Linked DNA regions of Homo sapiens: regions 1 and 2 are each linked to region 3. A link is a contact called in ENCODE Hi-C or POLR2A ChIA-PET data. All regions are on one chromosome and are shown on one strand. The core of a region is the stretch at or near the end of the contact, and the rest is flanking DNA. Distances in the headings are between cores, read along the strand shown.

Evidence for each region. A loop is a pair of places that touch in the nucleus more often than their neighbours do. ChIA-PET counts read pairs that join two places held with the same protein, here RNA polymerase II (POLR2A). Pooled maps may share reads with other maps.
Region 1: a pooled map shows a loop between it and region 3 (2.9-fold over the local background). The contact joins the promoter of HMGCL here to the promoter of MYOM3 in region 3. A Hi-C loop is called at or near these places in 1 of 37 single-sample maps with no recorded cell type and 2 of 50 pooled maps. POLR2A ChIA-PET finds 5 or more read pairs at or near these places in 2 of 52 experiments (K562 and Panc1).
Region 2: a loop to region 3 is called in a map of sigmoid colon, with 3 times the contacts of the local background. The contact joins the promoter of PITHD1 here to the promoter of MYOM3 in region 3. A Hi-C loop is called at or near these places in 2 of 168 maps with a recorded cell type or tissue (B cell and sigmoid colon), 2 of 37 single-sample maps with no recorded cell type and 20 of 50 pooled maps. POLR2A ChIA-PET finds 5 or more read pairs at or near these places in 1 of 52 experiments (MCF 10A).

What each region holds. Positions count from the first base shown.
Region 1 is chr1:23,822,805-23,827,677 of GRCh38, forward strand. It overlaps HMGCL (3-hydroxy-3-methylglutaryl-CoA lyase), which reads right to left and starts at 2,625. Exons shown (of 9, transcript NM_000191.3): 1 at 2,552-2,625. The coding sequence starts at 2,611. It overlaps LOC105376861 (a long non-coding RNA gene), which reads right to left. Exons shown (of 3, transcript XR_947068.2): 2 at 3,280-3,379; 3 at 2,736-2,784. RefSeq lists an enhancer at 2,626-3,494.
Region 2 is chr1:23,776,994-23,781,600 of GRCh38, forward strand. It overlaps PITHD1 (PITH domain containing 1), which reads left to right and starts at 1,425. Exons shown (of 6, transcript NM_020362.5): 1 at 1,425-1,720; 2 at 2,445-2,488; 3 at 2,871-2,948. The coding sequence starts at 1,523. It overlaps ELOA-AS1 (ELOA antisense RNA 1), which reads right to left and starts at 1,304. Exons shown (of 4, transcript NR_038280.1): 1 at 1,206-1,304. RefSeq lists enhancers at 149-1,101, 2,355-3,554 and silencers at 1,355-1,664, 1,755-1,804.
Region 3 is chr1:24,109,405-24,113,997 of GRCh38, forward strand. MYOM3 (myomesin 3) reads right to left here and starts at 2,731. Exons shown (of 37, transcript NM_152372.4): 1 at 2,627-2,731. RefSeq lists an enhancer at 2,933-3,441.

The DNA.
Region 1 (4,873 bases), core at 1,375-3,874, 290 kb before region 3:
TCAATGCTGTATTTCTAAGGCCCTGGGACATAATAGGGGCTCGATAAATAACAGTTGAGTGTTGCTGAAATAATCTAAAACCTGCTTCAGGCCAAGCGTGGTGGCTCACGCCTGTAATCCCAGCACTTTGGGAGGCCGAGGTGGGCAGATCACCTGAGGTCAGAAGTTCGAGACCAGCCTAGCCAACATGGTGAAGCCCTATCTCTACTAAAAACACATAAATTAGCTAGGCATGGCAGCAGGTGCCTGCAATCCCAGCTACTCGGGAGGCTGAGGCAGGAGAATTGCTTGAACCCAGGAGGAGGAGGTTGCAGTGAGCTGAGATCGTGCCATTGTACTCCAGCCTGGGGTACAAGAGCGAGACTTCTTCATCTCAAAAAAAAAAAAAAAAAAAAAAGCTTCTAAAACCTGCTTCCAAGCTGCTTTTATTAGAACATTATAAACTCAATTCCACTTCCTTCCTTCCCCGTAACAGCTCTTCACATAATAATTCAGTTTTTAAACACTTAATATTTGCCAGGCACATACAAGAGCCATTTACATATTTATTTATTTATTTATTTATTTGAGATACAGTCTCATTCTGTCTCCAGGCTGGAGAGCAGTGGCGCGATCTTGGCTCACTGCAACCTTCACCTCCCAGGTTCAAGTGATTCTCCTGCCTCAGCCTCCCGAGTAGCTGGGACTACAGGTGCGCACCACCACACCTGGCTAATTTTTTGTATTTTAGTAGAGACAGGATTTCACCAGGTTGGCCAGGCTGGTCCCGAACTCCCGACCTCAAGTGATCCACCCACCTCAGCCTCCCAAAGTGCTAGGATTATAGGCATGAGCCACCACGCCTGGTGAGCCATTTACATATTAACCCATACTGTCCTCTCAACAATCTTATCAGGTAGGAACTATCATCATCCCCATTTTACTGTAAGAAATCTAAGGCCCCACTTGGGAGGCTGAGGCAGAAGAATCGCTTGAACCTGGGAGGCAGAGGTTGCAGTGAGCTGAGATTGAGCCACTGCACTCCAGTCTGGGTGACAGATGACAGAGCAAGACACCGTCTCAGGAAAAAAAAAAAGAAAGAAAAGAAAAGAAATCTGAGACCCAAAGAGATTAAGTAATCTTCCCGAGGTGACATGGGGAGTTACTCACTGAGGCAATATCTAAACCTGGCAGTGTGGCTCTAGAGCACAAGCTCCTAACCTCTGGGCCACTGTTGCCTCTTTACCACCGTTCGTTCGGTCCACAGTCTTCTCCTGGTTAAACATCCCGTTCCTCCTCTGTAAAGCTCTGCTCAGAGAGGGTCCCCCTAACCACACAAGTACTGTGCCACAGTGTCCTGAGGTATGGTGTACCTGCATCAACACCAACAGCGAATACTGACTAAACCCAGTGTTAAACTACAGGCCAGGGACTATTATTATCCCAACTCCGTAGGTGAAGAAACTAAGCCTCAGAAAGGTTACCCAAAAATCACAATTAGAAAGTGACAGAGCTTGGACTTGAACCCATATCTAGGCCTAATACTAATACTGGTTCCTATGCTTGGAACCCCATGGAGGGCCATCTCATTACACCAAATATTTCTTAAAAGCTTATTAATATCTACTATTGCGTTTAACTTTCCAAGTTGGAATTGCCATCTTCATTTTACACATGAGCAGGTGGTGCAGGTGAATGGCCAAGTAAAGATATTAACGTGGCTTTCTGAGAGGGACCCAGTGCCAGGAGTGTATTTTTCCCTCTATACAGTTATAACTCCTTCTCAACTCCCTAAGGTAAAAATACCACCACCGACTGATCACTTATTAGGAGCCAGAACACTGCCAGATGTGTTACTTACATTTTCTCTAATTTCCAAAACAACCCCAAGGGAATGTTGTCCGTTTTACAGACGAAAGAGCTGAGGTTTAGAGAAAGTAAATAACTATGTCATTAAGTCTAGAAAGTGGCAGAACTATTGGGACACCCTAGCTTCAGCTTTTATTTTTTCTGCTCCATACAGCTACGTCTCCCACACTTTTTCTGCGCTGAGAATGGGAGAGGGGAAAACATCAGGATCGAACAGGATCAAAGTGCAATTCCAAGGGAATCACAGCTTGGCTCCAATCAACGCAAGTCCCGCTCGGTAGGCTGGGATAGTTCCCCAAGCATCTCTAAAAGCAACAACAGTTGGAAATGGAGACGAAGGAAATGGAAGCGTGTTCTTGATTTTCACTAATGAAGAGTTGGAGAGGTCTGAAGTTCAATTAGAGGGAGAAAGGGGCCAGGGTCATCGGAAAGGGCCCTGGGCGGGGAATCAGGGCACCTAGGATGGCGTCCCAGGTCTCCATGACCCAGACAAGTCACTCCACCTCTCCGGACCTCAGTTTTCCCATCCCCTTCAAAGGATTTGAGGGGAAAAGGGAGGGTCCAGGACTCCAACGCCCTCCCGACTCTGGCCTGAGAGCTGTCCGGCCTCGCCTCTAAGAGAGCAGTCACCACGGGCCAAGCCCCCAACCCTGACAGTCAGAGTGCCTGCAGGGCCGCCGCCTCGGCGGCTCGGGGCACTTACAGCCCGGAGGGACGCCAAGCCCACCAGTCGCCGCGGAAGCGCCTTCCTCATTGCTGCCATCTTGGCCCAGAATCCCCCGCGGCAGTCCAGCTGGGCCCCGCGTGACCGATGGCTCGTCTGGTGGGCGCGGCCCCGCCCCCGCCCCTCCGCCGTGACTTCCGAAGCTGGCTCCACCCCCAGCCTCTCTCCGTTTTGATTCCGAGCGCCTCTTCCATGCCAGGCCAAGTGAGACGCTAGGAATATAAAGATGAACAGAATCAGCCTGGACACCATGTAATCCTAGCACTTTGGGAGACCGAGGCGGGTAGATCACCTGAGGTCAGGAATTCGAGACCAGCCTGGCTAACATGGCGAAACCCCCGTCTCTCCAAAAAATCCAAAAAAAAAAAAAAAAAAAAAAAAAAAAAAAAAAAGCCGGGCGTGGTGGTGGGCGCCTGTAATCCCAGCTACTTGGGAAGCTGAGGCAGGAGAATTGTTTGAACCCGGGAGGCGAGGTTGCAGCGAGCGGAGATCGTGCCACTGCACTCCAGCCTGGGCGACACAGTGAGAGCCTGTCCAAAACAAAAAACCCAAAACCAAACAAACAAAAACATGAAAAGAAATTAACCAAATTCTGTGGCTTCTTGTGTTTAGAGTGTGGGAGGTGTGAGGAGACACATATTAATAGTTACACAAACAGTTGTGTCATTTCTAACTTGCACTATAAGAAGCAACGATTTGCTACTCACTGTTCCGAGTTCTTAGCACGGATTAACTCACGCATCACGATCTTCAGGATTCAAACACAGGCAGGCAGCTCCAGAGAGGGGGCATCCTTAGATTTCATACCTTAAAAAAATGATTAAGATTTATCTAGGTGTACTTTCTGAAGGGCTGAAAAAAAAAAAAATCTATCCAGGTGAAGAGGATACAAGAAAAACTTTCCAGACGGTGTAGCATTCGCAATGGCCCTGAGGCAAAGAAAATGCTGAGAACACTGTTTTTCTCTCTTTTGTTTTGTTGGTTTGTTTTGTTTGTTTGAGATGGAGTCTCACTCTGTCACCCAGGTTGGAGTGCAGTGGCGCGATTTCGGCTCACTGCAACCTCCGCCTCCCGAGTTCAAGAGAGTCTCGTGCCTCAGTCTCCCGAGTAGCTGGGATTACAGGTGTGCACCACCACGCCTGGCTAATTTTAGTGTTTTTAGTAGAAACGAGGTTTCACCGTGTTGGCCAGGCTGGTCTCAAATTCCTGACCTCAGGTGATCCGCCCGCCTTGGCCTCCCAAAATGCTGGGATTACAGGCGAGAGCCACCGCCCCCGGCCAGAGCACTGTTTTCAAACTGTATGTTGTACCCCACTAATTGGTCACAGTATCAATTTAGTGGGTACAAACTTTATTTAAAACAAAGAACTAGAATTTTATCTATCTATCATCTATCTATCTATCTATCTATCTATCTATCTATCTATCCATCTATATTTATTTATTAAGACGAAGTCTCACTGTGTTGCCCAGGCTGGAGTGCGGTGGCGTGATCTCGGCTCACTGCAACCTCTGACCCCGGGGTTCAAGCGATTCTCCTGCCTCAGCCTCCGGAGTAGCTGGGATTACAAGTGCCCATCACCGTGCCCAGATAATGTTTGTATTTTTAGTAGAGATGGAGGATTTCACCATGTTGGCCTGGGCTGAAGCAATCCACCCTCCTCGGCCTCCCAAAGTGCTGGGATTACAGGCGTGAGCCACTGTGCCAGGCCCCAAATATAAAATATTGCTCTATAAAATAATAAAAGAGTGATCTAAAAAAATAAAAATAATAATAAAAGAGAAAAGGCTGGGTGCAGTGGCTTACACCAGTAATTCCAGCACTTTGGGAGGTCGAGGTGGGAGGATCACTTGAGGTCAGAACTTGAAGACCACTCTGGCCAATAAAGTGAGACCCCAAGTCTATTCAATAAATAAGAAAAATAGCCAGGTGTGGTGGCTCATGCCTGTAATCCCAACACTTTGGGAGGCCGAGGTGGGCGGATCACTTGAGGTCAGGAGTTCGAGACCAGCCTGACCAACATGGTGAAACCCCGTCTCTACTAAAAATACAAAAATTAGCTGGGCATGGTGGTGCGTGCCTGTAATCCCAGCTACTCAGGAGGCTGAGACAGGAGAATCACTTGAACCTGGGAGGCGGAGGTTGCAGTGAGCCGAGATCACGCCACTGCACTTCAGCCTGAGTGACAGAACGAGTCTCTGTCTAAAAACTAAATAAATAATAATAATAAATAAGAAAAATATTAGAATACAATGTATAAAAGTAGTAAAGCCAAGTACTGCTTTGCAAAACTTTTGTTC
Region 2 (4,607 bases), core at 175-2,674, 330 kb before region 3:
ACATTCTATCCTGAAAACAAGATTATTTCACCTCTAAACAGTGACTTTTAATTATTTTGATCTCAACCCACAATATGAAAAACACATCATATTGTGTCTGAATACAAACTCAAAACTGAAACAAAAGTTTCATCAATTGAGACTTGAAATGTGTGATACATTCTGGGTTTTTTTTTTTTTGTATTCTATTTTTTTTTTAAATGTTGATCACAATTCTCTATAAACGGATTTTAAAACCTATTGACAGGCCACAACCAGCTGTTCGAAAAAAAGTACTTTGAAATATCACATGGGGGAGGAAACGCAGAGATCATCTAGTCCAATCCCTTCACTTCACAGGGGGTAAACTGAGTCTCAGAAGATCAAGTCACTTGCCCAAGGCCACGCAGCTAGTAAGTTGCTGTGGTTGGATTTGACCGTAATAACCATCGGCTACTGAATGCCCATCATGTGTCAGCCATTTGCTGAGTTTTTTCTTTTTTTTTCTTTTTGAGACAGAGTCTTGCTCTGTCGCCAGGCTGGAGTGCAGTGGCGCGATGTCGGCTCACTGCAACCTCTGCCTCCCGGGTTCAAGCGATTCTCCTGCTTCAGCCTCCCGAGTAGCTGGGACTACAGGCTCGCGCCACCACGCCTAGCTAATTTTTGTATTTTTAGTAGAGACGGGGTTTCATCATGTTGGCTAGGATGGTCTCGATCTTTTGACCTCGTGATCCGCCCGCCTCGGCCTCCCAAAGTGCTGGGATTACAGGCGTGAGCCACCGCGCCCGGCCTGCTGAGTTCTTTAATTGCATTATTTCATTTAATACTCACTGTGATCCTATGAAACAGATACTATTCTTTCCACCTTACAGACGGGGAAACGGAGTCTCAGAATAGGGGAAATGACTTAAGGTGTCACAATGGCCAGTAGCAGACCCAGGAGTAGTCTTTAGGTCTGGCCGTGCACAAAGCCCCATGCTCTCAAGCTGTAACCCCGCTATCAAGAAAGTGGTTATGCAAGTGGGCCTGTGAGCTCTCAACGTCTAAGCCGTGCGCATGTGAGACAGCGATAAGCTCGCGTTCTCCAGTCTCCAGGGCCTTATCATTCCTCACGCTTTCCTTCATCGGCTCGCAAAGAAACGTGGCGATCAAGGAAGACAGCGAAGGCTCCATCCTCGTCGGGGGAGGATAATTCGAATCTCAGCCTGTGAGTTTACTCAGCACACCTGTTTAATCTCTTGGTCCTTCAGTTTCCACACCTAGGAAGCTGGAACAGCAGCAGCATCCAGCGCCAGGACTGGAGTCATATACGAACTCTGGCACCTGGGAGGCGCGCGTCCTACGTCAGTTCCGCTCGACCCCACCCCCCCCGCCCCCCCGCCTTCTCCCCACGCGCATGCGCCGCGCAGCGGCGCTTTTTACGACGCGGCAGGCGCGGCGCGCTTAGTTGCCGGAGCTGAACGGCGCGGAGCTGGTCTGAGGCGAGCCGAGCCGAGCGAGCGCGGCGGTGGGGCCGAGAGGACGCGCAGGTGGCGGCGTTGCCATGTCGCACGGTCACAGCCACGGCGGGGGTGGCTGCCGCTGCGCCGCCGAACGGGAGGAGCCGCCCGAGCAGCGCGGCCTGGCCTACGGCCTGTACCTGCGCATCGACCTGGAGCGGCTGCAATGCCTTAACGAGAGCCGCGAGGGCAGCGGCCGCGGCGTCTTCAAGCCGTGGGAGGAGCGGACCGACCGCTCCAAGGTGGGCCGCCTGGGGCTTGGGGCGGGCGGGGCAGGGTGCGTGTGGGGCCTCGGGCCGTCGGTCTACTCATTTCTGATGTTAAGAATAACGACAGCCTGGTTGCCAAGCGCTTTTCCGTGCCTGTCTCCTGCCAGCTCTTTGGGAGGCGAGCAGCGTTGTCTCCCCATTTTGCATATAGGGAAACTGAGGCCTAGAGGGAACGGGGACAGTTTTGTCAAGCTACACAGCCTAACGCTCTATTCCAGGGCTGTGTGGGCTAGAGAGGATGGTCGTGAGGGCCGTTGGACCATTGGTGCTAATGGCTGCCTCATCATATTACCTGGTGAAGATGAGCCTAGGGAGATGAAAGGTGGTTCCCATATAGAGCAAATGTTCTTTACATTGTGGGGTCGCAGGCCCCTTTGCTATCTGTTTGAAAGCAGTGGACCTTCTTCTCAGAAAAATGCACATAAACACCTGCCTTTCAGTTCACACTTCAGAAGGCTCTTCGACCCTGGAAATTCATTCATGGGCTTTTTGTTAAGAACCTTCCAGTTGGGTGGCCTGTGGCTGTTATGACACTGGATAAGACTGGTTAGCTTCAAGTTAATAAGTCTTGGAAAACCAAGGGAGAGTGACTCTTCCCATTGCACCCCAGTTGTAGAGCAGGGTGGGAGATGCCTGAAATTGTAGGCTCTCAGCAAATATTTGTTGCTTTCTCCTCCCCCCTCCCCATCCCCTCCAGTTTGTTGAAAGTGATGCAGATGAAGAGCTTCTGTTTAATATTCCGTAAGTATCTCCTTGGTGCCTACCTCAGGCTAAATAGGCTGTACCCAGTTGCCTCAGATGGATTCATTCACTGGTGTCAAGAGCACACATTTGCTTCTAGAAATGGGATAAATTACTTTGGTGGGTTTGAGGAGGAAAGCATCATAGCTTTCTTGGTGCAGACTGGAAACAGATGTATTTGTAGAACAATAACTGAGAAATTGAGGTAGATTTCTTAGAATTGTAGAATGCTAGAGGTAGACAGGATCTTAGAAATTATCTAGTACAAGTTGACAGATGAGTAAACTGAAGCCCATACAGGGGAAGGGTCTTGCCCAGGGTCACACAACTAAACAGGTATTCAAACTCAGGTTTGACAACCTTCTCTTTTGCATTCTGGCAGATTTACGGGCAATGTCAAGCTCAAAGGCATCATTATAATGGGAGAGGATGATGACTCACACCCCTCTGAGATGAGACTGTAAGTGGCAAAGGCTTAGGCCCTCAAAGGAGCTCCTAATTCTCTTTTTCTGGTAACATTTTATTCCAGAATAGTATCATTTTCTTCTTACCGGGTTTAATATTTCCCCTTTTAAAATATCTTGGTCCTGTTCTCATTCTGCATTGGAATACATATATTTCTTCCTGAATTAATGACTTTTTTAGATTAAGCATCTTTAGGCCCAACAGCGTGTCTCATATTTCAAAGTGCTTACTATGACATGATTCATTCAGAGAGCATTGTGTAAATGTCACTTGTTGATGACTCTGCAGTTTTCTTAATAACTAGCTGCAGATCTCATATGATCTTTATGGATTCTAGGGGTTAGCTTCAACATTTTTCCTTGCTATTTCATACAGTAATGATCTTATGTGTTTTGTTGACATGGAATTGCTCCACCTGACTTTGCGTGGCATTTAGTTAGCAAAGTTGTGTATACCTCTTGCAACACTGAATCTTTTGCCACCAGAGCTAGTACCCTTTTTGACAACTTACCTTATTCCAGAACAGCCTTCCTAAAAGAAGGGGAAAACTGCTTTCTGAGTGCTGGAGAAACATATAAGAAGAACTTTACATTTAAAAAATTCAGTCCGGGTGCAGTAGCTTATCTCACAAAACCAATAAAAGATGATATATAGGCTGGGCACAGTGGCTTACACTTGTAATCCCAGCACTTTGGGAGGCTGAGGCGGGCGGATCACCTGAGGTTCGAGACCAGCCTGGCCAACCTGGTAAAACCCCGTCTCTACTAAAAAAACAAAAATTAGCTGGGCCTGGTGGTGCGTGCCTGTAATCCCAGCTACTAGGGAGGGTGAGGCAGGAGAATTGCTTGAACCTGGGAGGCGGAGGTTGCAGCGAGCCGAGATCTCGCCACTGCACTCCAGCCTGGATGACAGAATGAGACCCCATCTCAAAAGTAATAATAAAAACAAATAAATAAAAAATTCAAATCCTAAAGGCCGAGCATGGTGGTTCACACCTGTAATCCCAGCACTTTGGGATGCCGAGACTGGTTAGGAGTTCAAGACCAGCCTGACCAAGATGCTGAAACCCCGTCTCTACTAAAAATACAAAAATTAGCCGGGCATGGTGGCACACGCCTGTAATCCCAGCTACTTGGGAGGCTGAGGCAGGAGAATCGCTTGAACCCAGGTGGCAGAGGTTGCAGTGAGCCAGGATCGTGCCACTGCACTCCAGTCTGGGTGACAGAGCAAGACTCCATCTCAAAAGAAAAAAATAATTCAAATCCCAGCACTTTGGGAGGCCGAGGCGGGCGGATCACTTGAGGCCAGGAGTTCAAGATCATCCTGGTCAACATGGCGAAACCCTGTCTCTACTAAAAATACAAAAATTAGCTGGGTGCGGTGGCACAGGCCTGTAATCCTAGCTACTGGAGAAGCTGAAGCATGAGAATCACTTGAACCGCGGAGGTGCAGGTTGCAGTGAGCCAAGATTGCACCACTGCATTCCAGCCTGGGCAACAGAGTGAGACTCTGTCTCAAAAAAAAAAAAAAAAATTCATCTGAAAAATTGATTAAAGGACTTCCAGAGATTTAAGATATATTATAGTTGAGTATTAGAAACATGAATTTGAAAGCAAATCCATGTATTTAATCATTTTAAGGAAATAATACCTTT
Region 3 (4,593 bases), core at 1,481-3,980:
TAGGCATTAGCATTATTTTTCTAAGAAGCCTTGCAGAAAGACTACAGGCCACCTAGAATTTTCCCTCTTCTCATTTCTTTTGTACTTATTTTCTAGCACTCCACAATTTAGCATTGATTCAGACAATGCTTTCTCTATGTAATTATTTTGTATCTGTGCATCTTGACTGTTCAACAAGACTGTAAGTGAATTAAAAGTAACAATAGTGAGAACTTACTATGTTCCATGCCCATGTTAGTTTTCAAATGCATTATCCCCAGTCCCTGCAATAACCCAAATGAGGACAGCACCATTATTATCCCATTTTACTGATGAACAGGGGCAGTACTTGCTCAAGGTCACCCAGCATGATGGTGGGGCCATGACTGGCAGCCAATCCCTAGCCCAACCCCTAGCCCTTCTGATCTCTATGTCATATGTCCATTCAAGGCCAGGCCGTGGCAGAGGCTGGGGACACGGTGGGCCACAGGGCCTTTCTCCTTATAAGGGGATTGCAATGTACACATCTCCTTTGCATTCCCAAGGCTCAAGTCTAGGCCCGTGATGGCGCCCAGTGGGGCCGGATCAGATTGACCCAGGGGAGGCTCAGGAAGCGGATCCATGGATATGGAGAGGCAAACGAGGGGTGTGGGAGGCCCGTGTGCCCGCTGGCTGTGGGTTTTTGCACTGAGTTTTCTCATATCCGGGCTTCAGTCACTGCTGGGTCTCTGAGGGCCCCCCTGATGCTAAAGCTAAAATCCCTGGAATGGCTTTCACACCTCCTCCAGGTGGGAATCCTGGTCTGCAGGCTTCTGGCATGGGAGGGTTCCTGCCCAGGCGTGGGGATGGAAACAGAAGAGGGATGACCGCCTGCCTTGGCCTGCTCCTGTCAGCTTCTGTGGGGTCAGCTCTGTCTGGCCCCTGCCTCTCTAGAGGGTCCTGCTGGAGGTGGCAGCGTGTGTGTGTGTGGGCGTGCATGTGTGTGTATGTGTGTGTGTGCGTGCATGTGTAGGCTGTCTTCTGCCTGGATGTGAACACAGCACCTAGGTGACCATTTCTCTAAGTCCATGGCATGGAAGGTGAGCCCACTGGCTTTATTGGAGAGCCGTTGGCCTGGAAGGGGCATGTGGTGGAGGTGTCTGGGGCTCGGGCTGTGGAGGGTCAGTCTTAGTGGGCTTTTACCCCTTCTACTTCCTAGAAGTTTGCTCCTTTTGGGTGTCTGCAGTTGTGGGCATCAGGAAAAAGAGAATGGATGGCTGCAGGGTTAGCTGGGACCAAGGGCTGCCCCCTAAAGCTCCCTGGGCTCCTGCTAATCATCTCAAATGACATAATGGGACAGTCACCCTCTTTGGCTTCGTATCACTCCCTCCCGATGGAAGAAGTTCTCTTTGCACCCAAAGAAGTGGCTAGCCCTGCTCATTCTGCTCTTTCTTCCTCATGGCCCAGGAGGAGAGCTGCTGGGTACCACCCTAGGTGGAGCAAGGACCCCCCACTCTGCCCCAGCTTTCCTGGGACACGATGGCCCTGGCTCCAGTGGCTGAGAGTTAACATTCCCTGGCACCAGCCACTGGCTCCCTTCCCCTGGATGCTCTGTTCCCGATTAGCACAGCAGGCAGGGGCCTGGCGCTCGTCCCTGACCTCGGGGCCTCCAGCAACCAGACCCCTGGCTTTAGCGGATGAGCTACCAATTCTTTTTAAAGCACTGACTGATGCGTGGTATTAAGCAGGGACAAGTTTGCGGCCTCACTGCCCTTTCCCAAAGGACCAGGGTGCCTCTTCCCGGAACACTGTGTGTGCCTGCGTGGAGGGGAAACTGCCCCCGCTTCCCTCTCTTGGGGTGCAAAAATCTGGGCCAGAGGTCCCACTGCGTGGCCTTCCCTATTCCCCTCTGCTTTCCTCCCAAGCCTCCATCTGCCGAGGAGGCCTCTCCCCTTCTTCAGGAGGGAAAGAGGAATGCACAGCAGTTGAGCCAAGACCCCTCCAGGAGCTGCGATGGGGGCGGATGGTGGCTGGGAGCAGAGACACATCCTGCGGGCGGCGGGTGGCACAGGCTGGGACGTGTTCTTAGCCAGTGGCTCCACCAGCTTCCGCGAGGCCGAATCCTGCCCTTGCCAGTCATGAGCTGAGGCAACTCCTTTCCCGTCTGGGCCTCGGTTTCCTGTCAGGCACTGGATGAAATCCCTTCCAGCTCTAAGATTTGGGATCCGAGGGCTCGCTCTCTTTCCCTGCCTGTGGGGTTGGCCAAGCCGGGCTCAGCCAGCTCCGCTCTAAGTTCGTGGAACTTGCCAGCTTAGCCTGGCTCCCGCTTATCGCTGCTCCATCACAGGAAAGACTCCAGTTCCCAGGGCAGCCCCCACTCTTTTTTTTTTTTTTGCAACTTTCACATCACAGACAGCTCAGCTCTCAGAAGACCCAGGGCCACACAGAACAGTGGGATGGGGCAGGGGTTTCTGGAATCCCCTCCCATTTTCACTTGGGTGCTGCCTCAGCACAAATTTCCCAGGCTCCTTTCACAACACACAACACACATACACACAAACACACACACGTGCACACACACACACACATGCACCCACAGATATCACTCCCCAGTGGCTGACTCTTAGGAGGCATCCCTCCCCCACCCTGATTTCTGGGGGTGACTCACAGAAGCAGTGTGCCCACTTAGGAGTCTCTGGGGAGAAGATTCCTGAGGCCGAGAGGGTCCTTGTTCTCTTCTTGCCCTCGGCTCAGCGGGCACCGGGAGAAGAATGCGATCCCGGAGACTGCACCGTCTTAAATATAGCAGCACTGAGACAGTACAATGACAATGGATGAGAACTATGGCATCGGGGACAGGGGGCCAAGGGGAGGGGCCATTCCGTGTCTCCAGCCTGCTGGGCAGCAGCGACAGGTGGAGCTGTCCGCCGCGTCCCCCCACACTGCTCCTCCTCTCAGCTGGGTCCTTTCTGCCCAACCCAAGCCCCTGTTAAAATGGAAAGGAGGGAACGGCTCAGGCATGGTCGTATGGAGGGCAGATCCCGTGCGGCGTTCTCAGCTGTCGGGAGTTCTGATCTGAATTCTGCCCCGGCTGACTGGGTGCCCTGGGGAAGGCGCTCAGCTTCCCTGAACTGACTGCCTTCTGAAAAACGGAGACAGTGAGACTGGGCACCTGGACTTCATGAAGACGGTGGAAGGAATATGACCTAAAAGTGAGTGTTTCGTGCTCAGAAGTTGTCACTGGCTAAAACAGCAATGTGTGGCTCCTGGTCCCTCCACCACTCCGGTAGTTACTACACGGCCCCCGCCCTGACCACAGTCATGTGTGTGTGGTGTGGTGCAGGCAGGAGGAGCTGGGGAGCCACCTACTGCTTCACTGTGCAAACTGCTCAGGCTGCCAGAGTGTCCCCTGAAGGGCCTTCTTATAGGGTAAACGCACCTGACAGGGATAACTGAAGCACGCTCCAAGAATGACCCTGTGTGGAAGACCTGAATATGTGTTCCGAGCTAAGGAATCTGGGGAGTAGCCAACCCGTTTCTTACCTACGATGAATATCTGAGCCCCCGTCCCGTCCCTTCTGGTGGAACGCTGGCCATACAGGGGATTGAGGCCCTGAGTTTTGGGTTAAATGAAGATTGCCAGGTGGAGGTCATTAGGGGATGGTGTAAAGTGAAAATGCTCTATAAACTGCATGCTGTTTGCAAGGGGCTGAGGTTTTCCTGCCCAGTCGGCCGCCACTGGTATGTTGTCCAGCCCGCCGCCCCTGGACCATTTCTGTATGTAAGGCGGTTCTCCTGTCCAGTTCATCACCAGTGGACTCTCTCTCCTGTAGGCAAGCCCCTAACAAACCCCCACGTTCCTTCCTTTCCTTCCTTCCCTTCCTTCTCTCCCTTTCTTTTTCTTTCTTTCTTTCTTTCTTTCTTTCTTTCTTTCTTTCTTTCTTTCTTTCTTTCTTTCTTTCTTTCTTTCTTTCTTCTTTCTCTTTCCTTCCTTCCTTCCTTCTTTCCTTCTTTCCCTCCCCCCCTCCTTCCTTCCTTCCTTCCTTCTCTCTCTCTTTCTTTCTTTCTTTCTTTCCTTCTTTCCTTCTTTCTTTCCTTCTTGAGTCAGAGTCTCACTTTGTTGTCCAGGCTGGAGTGCAGTGGCATGATCTCAGCTCACTGCAACCTCCGCCTCCTGAAACCCCCATGTTCCGTTTGCTGGCTATGGATCTTTTCTTTGGCCTCTCAAACCTGGTGCCTTCCCTACTGAGGTTAATAGGTGTTCGGCACCACACCTCTTCCCACCCTTTGCCCTCTCCTGCCATTCCCTCAGTCTCAATTCTTTCCCCCTCACATTCATTGGCACCTACCCTATGCCAGACCCTAACCTACAGGGGAAGTCAGGCACTTACGACAGGAGGTGATCAGGAAGGTGCACCTGGGTCGAGTCTCAGAGGATGAGCCGGTGAGGGGAAGGCTGTACCGGCCCCTAGCCAGAGAGCACAGCTTCCCTCCCTCACCCCTTCCTGCGACCTCAGGTGGCCACCCACACTACACCTGTCACTCTTGCTGGTGCCTCAGGGACTCCTCACTCGAGAGAAGGAGAGAGAGAGCACAAGTGAACTTTGCAGGCAAAATCTGAATCCCCTGCCCTAT